Regions from separate parts of the Homo sapiens genome. Here region 1 is linked to region 2. The links are chromatin contacts, found by Hi-C or POLR2A ChIA-PET in ENCODE. All regions are on one chromosome and are shown on one strand. The core of a region is the stretch at or near the end of the contact, and the rest is flanking DNA. Distances in the headings are between cores, read along the strand shown. Region 1 overlaps TNIP2 (TNFAIP3 interacting protein 2). Region 2 overlaps FAM193A (family with sequence similarity 193 member A).

Region 1 (3,563 bases), core at 361-2,860, 180 kb after region 2:
CAGCATCTGCACCCGCTCCAACGCAGCATCCCGGGCCGTCCTGGAGGCCGCCAGCTCCTGCTTCACTTCGGCACAGTCATTTATTTTCTCTTCCAACTGTCTGTTGAGCCGGGAGATCTCCTTCCTCATCAGCTCGGGCTCGTGGGGGATCTGCAGCCCCCTGAGCTGCGCATGGAGCCCCCTCACGTATTCGTCCCTGCTGGCGTTGTAGCGCTGCCACTTGGCATTGAGGTCTTCAACCTGAAGAGGTGGAGCCGGAAAGCTCACGGTGAAGGCAGCTGACAAAGCTGCTCAAGCCAGCACCCAGTGTGAATTATGTATTAGCAGTGATTCGCTGAGTGAGAGTTTCCTCTTAAATGGAAGCTGCCCCTCCCTGTTCTGTAGAGAGCAGACACTAGGCCCGCTAGAGAATCCTGAGGCAGCACGATGACACCCGTACGCAAGCAGCATGAACGGAGGTGGACTCGGTGCAGCTTTGCTGTCTTAGAAAATGGACCTCCTGCTGCTAACTCTTGCATCTCCTTTACTGACTTGTGGATTAATTTTAGGGGGATGGAGATGGACAGGACATGTCCCGTACGTCGTTTTAAGCAAAAAAGTCCAGTCTCTAGGGACTGTGTGTATCAAGTCCTAGTGGCCAGAGGGCGGGGGGCGACTCTGGGCATCAGCCAAGGAAAGAACCCTCACTTACAGTTTGTAAGCCATGTGTTCTTCTCAAACGAAATGTGAAAGACACTCACGTGAGTCACCTTCTGTTTTAACAGTCGATTTTCTTCCTGCAACTTCTCAATAACACTCTGGACAGAGGTGTGCCCATCTGTGTGTTCCGACTGCATGAGGAAGGGACAGAGAGAAGACACTCTGTCACATACAGCAAGAGGGGAGAAAGCTAGACCCAGAGGCTGAGGCCACAGATTATCACTGCGTCCCCCAGTGCAGCGGGTAGTGATCATTCATTTGGTAGAGAAGCAAAGCAGGGACAAGGGACCACCTTCTCCCTGCCCAGGCCCACCCCACCTGGCCCAGGCCAGAGCCCGGATGGGAGGTCTTCAGGCCACACCACCTTTCACACTGTCCTTATCCCGTCCCACCTACCAGTTTGAGCTGTTTGTCTTTTAAATATTTGGAATGTAAATATTCTAAAGCCATAATGTCTGCAGGGATTGGCACACCAGACATGATAAAGTCTTCTCATTGCCAGAGATTTGCCATTATCACAGACAGCAGGGAAGGCAGGAAGCTGAATCCCATTGTAAACCAGAGGATCTCCAGTGAGGGGGCCCCCAGCTGCCCAGGGTGGGCCTGGCCATGCACCCTGCTTACCTCCTTTGGAGCCCATGACACTGTCCTGTCTGCAGACAATCGGGTTCAACCAGGTGATTCTGGACACAGGAATCTAACCTCTGCCCCACGCAGGGTCAGGAGTCACCGAAGCCACAACCCAAACCAACCCCCACTAACAACTACAGAGCTGAATGAAAAGTCTCCTGAAACTCGTGTGTACCCTACAATTCTGACTGTATCTCAGTGACATAATTTTTGAGAATTCCCCTCAAATGACAAAGGAAGTGCACGTCCTAACACAGCCTACACCGGGAAGCCCCGGGTGACTCAGCTGAGTTCAGGGCTGAGAAGTGACACTTATTTAGAGACTGTGATGAGGGCCTACCCTGCCACTGGCCCCACCCCCGCCTCAGGCTCAACACTGTGTGTGGCTCCTTTCAAATCCCCAGAGGGAAATGACACAGTGACTCAAAATCAGACCAGAACACCCTGCCTCCGCCCAGACGGCACTTTTCCTCTGGTTTCTGAATGCAGCTGTGTCCTCTCTGAGGTTCCCCGCCTGGAATCCACCCAGCTGAGGTGGGCAGTTCTCAGACCAACCTTCTCCCCAGTGGGCGCCTCGGTGAAGCTGCTGATGGGTGCGGGATGTACTGTCTGCCACAGAACATCCCAGCGCGTGTGTTTCTGCATGAACCTTGGTGCTGCCTCAGAGAACTGCCTAGAAAGGACCCGAGCGAGAGGCCCTGTGCCCGGCAGTGCGAGTGAGATGGGGTCTCAGCCTAGGTGAGATGTGCACGGAGTGCCTCCATTCCCCTGCCTGCCACACACAGACCACCACAAGCACCAGCAAGATGGAAGGTGCCTGGCACACAGATGCCTTGGGCCACTGCTCCCCTACTTTTCTGCCTAGGAGCCCCCTGGTTTCTCCTGATGCTGAAACTCCCACGGTCCTTCTCTCTCCCACTAGACCCCACAGAGAGCTACAGCCCAGATCCAGCCTATCCTGGAGGTCCAGCGAACCCTTCTTTGGCCCTCACTGTCACTTGGTGCCGCTGCCCCCGGCCCTTGCTTTGATGATGAGGAGGCTGTGGCCCTGAGCCAGGTCTCCAAGCTTGCGGGAGGCCGTGCTGCTGGCAAGGACATGCCTAAAGCCAGCTTTGGAGATGGCGGTTCCAGCTGTGCCTGCATGCACTCAGACACACTGAGCCTGAAGAAGGCGGGCACTCACGGTCCTTCCAGGAGTTTGGGGTGTGGAACTGGAGGCACTCCCCATCCCCAGCAGTACCACCTGGCTCTGCTTCAGTTTCCTCGGATGGAGGATGTGACTACACTTCCTCCAGGCAGCTCTGCCAGGCTCAGCTCCTCCTCCTCATCCTCAGCTGAGGCAGATGAAAGCCAAGTGCCATCTCCCACCTGGGAGCGGGGTCGGCCACAGGCCTGGTGCTGGGCAGTGAGGTGGCTGCCTGCTTTCCTATTACATTTTGCATGTTCCATCATTTTAAAAGAAACCCTTGGATGAGTGAGCTTTGCCCCGTCAGCTGACTCTCGTTACTGAGAACAGAAGTGGGTTCTGGGGCGCCCCCCCACCTCTGTGATCAGGGGCCTGTAGGCGATGCTCCCAGCACACAGAGGTCTTCCCCACACTCTGCTTACACTGTGGCCTACCTGGTCAGGACTTCTCTCCCCCACATTCCTTTGTGCATGCTGTCGTTCATCCAGACACTTGGCCAGATGCTGACACATGTGGGCGGTGGCGGTCAGCGTCCTCCGCAGCTGATGGGTCTCGTTGGCCAAGGAGCGGCACAGGACGTCACTGGCGGCCCGGGCGCGCTCCCCTTCTGCCATGCTCCTCCGTAGCAGGACGACTTCCTTCTCTCGCTCGTGTTGGGGCTGGCTCAGCAGCTGCTGCATCTCCCTCTCTTTTTCTTCTAGTCGCTCAGTCAGCCTCTCAATTTCCTAAGTGGAAGATTTAAAAGCACAGTTTACTGAATTAAAAGAAGCAGTGTCAAGAGCAAATGTTCAGAAAGCAAAAGAAGACCTGGCGTGGATGCCCCATCACCAGACACAAACATACTCACTCAGAAGTTGGGCGTTTGAACTAACAATTACTCACTCAGAAGTTGGGCATTTGAACTATTAACTCTGGAGTTTTTCAGCCTACAATGTTCTGTTCTGAAACTTCATCTCAAATTTTTTTTTTTTTTGAGACAGAGTTTCACTCTGTTGCCCAGGCTGGAGTGCAATGGCACAATCTTGGCTCGCTGCAACCTCCACCTCCC
Region 2 (3,270 bases), core at 31-2,530:
GCACCCAGCTGCTAATTCCATTAAAATAAAATAAGTTTTCATAATTGGTTGGACTCCAGTATTACCTGGAATTTGGTCACAAAGTTACAGATTTTTAGATTGTTCTGGGATTTATATATTTATCTCTAGAATTTTAGGATGGCAAATTGTTGAGGGGGACCATAATTTGATTTCGTCTCATTCAGATGCTCTTGAAGTTTGAACCACACTGTTAGGGTCAGATGCTGGATAAGTCAAATACATCTGGAGGTTTTCACATCTAATAAGTTACAGAAACTGAGAGTATGACTTTTCTTCACTTTTGGGTATCTTCTGAAATTGTGACTGAACTGCTAAATAGCCCAAAAGTACTTCAGAATCCGGGATTCTGGACAGTAGTGAATGTTCGTAGTCTCCACATGCCATTAGTTAAACTCATTGGGCCGGTTTGAATCTGTACTTCCTTGAACAAATCATGGTACCCTTATGTCTCCCTGCAGGGTTGAATTCAGTGTGTTCAGATATCTTCTGTTTGTAAGAAAGCAGTACATTCTATGAGTTACTGTGGATTTGGTAACCCTAACTCTGAATCTAAGTTCAGAGAGTCATTCTGTGCTAAAGAAGCAACTCTAAATCGCTGCAGTGAGCTTTGGTGACATGGCTCAGGAGATACTGAAATAAACCAAATCTCCTTATGTTTTTTTCCTCCATATATCTTTAACTTTTCCCAAGGTTCCATGAACTGTTACCCTCCTTGCAGAGGTCATGCCACATCTTTCGTTATAGGACACAGCAGTAAAGGGCCCTCTAGCCTGCTCTCTTGACTGGAATAATGGGAACTCATTTCTCCCCATCATAGTGACACAGGAAATAAGCCTTGCCATGTCTAGGTGCAAGGCTGTGGGCAGTTTAGGAGACAGTGTCTCTGTAGGGGGACCAGTTACCCCATGGGTACAGGCCTTGGTGAGCTCCTCCTCAGATCAGGGCTAGGCTAGTTTTCAGGCCCCACTCCCCGGCCTGGGAGCTTTTGTGATTTAGGAGAATGCGTATTTACTGCAAGTCTCACTCACAGATGGGCCTTACTCAGGTGGTCATGTATCCTGGGTAGTAAGTCAAGCACTTTGAGTACCGAACACACAGGGCCTATTTCTCTTCTGCCGTACACTTCCTCCCCTACCTCTGCCTGTTGTATTCAGGGTTCACACACTCAGTTTCGCTTACGGAGTGGGTGGGGGTGTGGGCAGCTGTCTGTGCTGTGGCTCTCTCCCTATGGGGGACTTCGCAGAGCCTCTTTCCTGCCTTGTCACCTTACCCATAGGCTCTGCTCTTTAGTGACTCCCTCCGCGGCCCCAGCCCTTCCTCCTGGCAGCTTCCAATGATGTATTACTGGCAGTGTTGCTTTGTCTTTAGTTCACATTTCCCGTAAGTGGACCAAATTATGTTTTTATGACAGGCCTTGTTGTGGGTCCTGAAGAGAACAGCTGTATTGTACAGGCTGCCCTGTACCCCATGGATTAATTATCCATTCTGAGCCCTGGAGGAGAGGGCAGGTTCTAGAGTACCAGGCAGATGTGGCACCACCTTGCCAGCAGCTCGGAGACTGGTACTTGTTGGCACAGTGAACTTCTGTTTGGTTATGTATAAAAAATTTAGATTTGTACTAGGGTTTTGGAAGTGAATGGCTTCTGAGGTAGAAGTCCTATTTTATTTAAAGATGTCTTTGTGGAAAAGGGTTTTGAGAGGTATGTGTAGAGTGAAATTCTAGAGCAGAACTTTTTTTTTTTTGACACAGAGTTTCGCTCTGTCCTCCAGGCTGGAGTGCAGTGGCATGATCTTGGCTCACTGCAAACTCTGCCTCCTTGGTTCAAGCGATTCTCTCACCTCAGCTTCCCAAGTAGCGGGATTACAGGAGCGTGCCACCAAGCCCAGCTAATTTTTGTATTTTTAGTAGAGACAGAGTTTCGCCATGTTGGCCAGGCTGGTGTTGAACTCCCGACCTCAGGTGATCCACCGGCCTCAGCCTCCCAAAGAGCTGGGATTACAGGTGTGAGCCACAGCGCTCTGCCTAGACCAGAACTTTTTGTTTACTACTTTCTAAATCTTGGTCAAAGGCCAGGCGCTGTGGCTCACGCCTGTAATCCCAGCACTTCGAGAGGCTGAGGCTGGTGGATCATGAGGTCAGGAGATCAAGACCAGCCTGGCCAACATGGTGAAACCCCATCTCTACTAAAGATACAAAAAATTAGCTGGGCATGGTGGCATGTGCCTGTAATCCCAGCTACTTAGGAGGCTGAGGCAGGAGAATCACTTGAACCCAGGAGGCGGAGGTTGCAGTGAGCCGAGATTACACCACTGCAGTCCAGCCTGGGCGACAAGGCCAGCCTCTGTGTCCAAAAAAAAAAAAAAAAAACTGGGTGTGGTTGTGTGTGCCAGTAATCCCAGCTATTGGGGAGGCTGGGGCAGGAGAATCGCTTGAACCTGGCAGGCAGAGGTTGCCGTGAGCCAAGATCGCGCCACTGGACTGCAGCCTAGGCGACAGAGTGAGACTTCATCTCAAAAAAAAAAAAAAAAGTCCAAGGTAACATTTCAAGTTTTCTAATACCGTTTCCCCTGAAATGAGGTTGTGTACGGTGCCTAAATGGAAACCAGATTGTCTGAGGTTGTGGCCCCACAGTGCTCGCTGCAGTGGGGACTTGGGCGTTCTCCAGTCTTCCTAGGGACACTGTATGTCCTCCTGATTTGTAAACTGAGAGATGGAAATGAGATTAAAGGCTGTAGGGTGAGCTGAGGCTGCAGATAGGTTGGAGTTGTCAGTCCCAGGTAAGAGGAGCCCTGTGCCACAGCCTGGTGTGGGAGGCGACATGTTGCTGGTAGCTGGACATAGAAGAAGGGGCCTAGAGGAAGTGGGGGAGCTCACGTGGGACCTGGAGGGCTGGGGCGAGGATTTTGGTCTTTAGATTAAGTGCAGTTGGGAACAGTTGAAGGGCTTTGAGCAGAGGAGGAATTTTTTTTTTTTTTTTTTTTAAAGACCTGGCTGCAGTGAGAATAGTGGTTTGCTGGATAACAACGGAAGGCAGATAGAAGGCTTTTCTGTAATCCAGGTGAGAGGCGACAGTGGCGATGGGGGTGAGAGAGAGAGATGGGTTGAACGTAGCAGGATCAAAGCTAATTCTTAGGATTCTGACTTCAGAAATGATTTCCTCTGCATAGGGAATACTAAAGAAGGGCTAGATTTGAGGAACAGCTTGTACATTTTGTTATGTTTCTTTATTTTGGGTCTCATGCTCTTGA

Evidence for each region. A loop is a pair of places that touch in the nucleus more often than their neighbours do. ChIA-PET counts read pairs that join two places held with the same protein, here RNA polymerase II (POLR2A). Pooled maps may share reads with other maps.
Region 1: a pooled map shows a loop between it and region 2 (10-fold over the local background). The contact joins two enhancer-like sites. A Hi-C loop is called at or near these places in 6 of 50 pooled maps. POLR2A ChIA-PET finds 5 or more read pairs at or near these places in 3 of 52 experiments (PC-3, activated CD4-positive, alpha-beta T cell and common myeloid progenitor, CD34-positive).

Annotation. Positions count from the first base shown.
Region 1 is chr4:2,744,706-2,748,268 of GRCh38, forward strand. It overlaps TNIP2 (TNFAIP3 interacting protein 2), which reads right to left. Exons shown (of 6, transcript NM_024309.4): 2 at 2,950-3,240; 3 at 741-830; 4 at 1-240. Among named protein-coding and RNA genes, the nearest start is that of TNIP2, 9.8 kb to the right of the region's middle. RefSeq lists enhancers at 137-637, 1,233-1,672, 3,083-3,132. Within about 2 kb of position 1,611, at least 21 of the 41 ENCODE cell types and tissues checked have a DNase peak (open chromatin) inside an H3K27ac peak, as active enhancers do.
Region 2 is chr4:2,569,795-2,573,064 of GRCh38, forward strand. The region is part of intron 1 of FAM193A (family with sequence similarity 193 member A); the gene reads left to right. Among named protein-coding and RNA genes, the nearest start is that of FAM193A, 35 kb to the left of the region's middle. Within about 2 kb of position 1,281, at least 9 of the 41 ENCODE cell types and tissues checked have a DNase peak (open chromatin) inside an H3K27ac peak, as active enhancers do.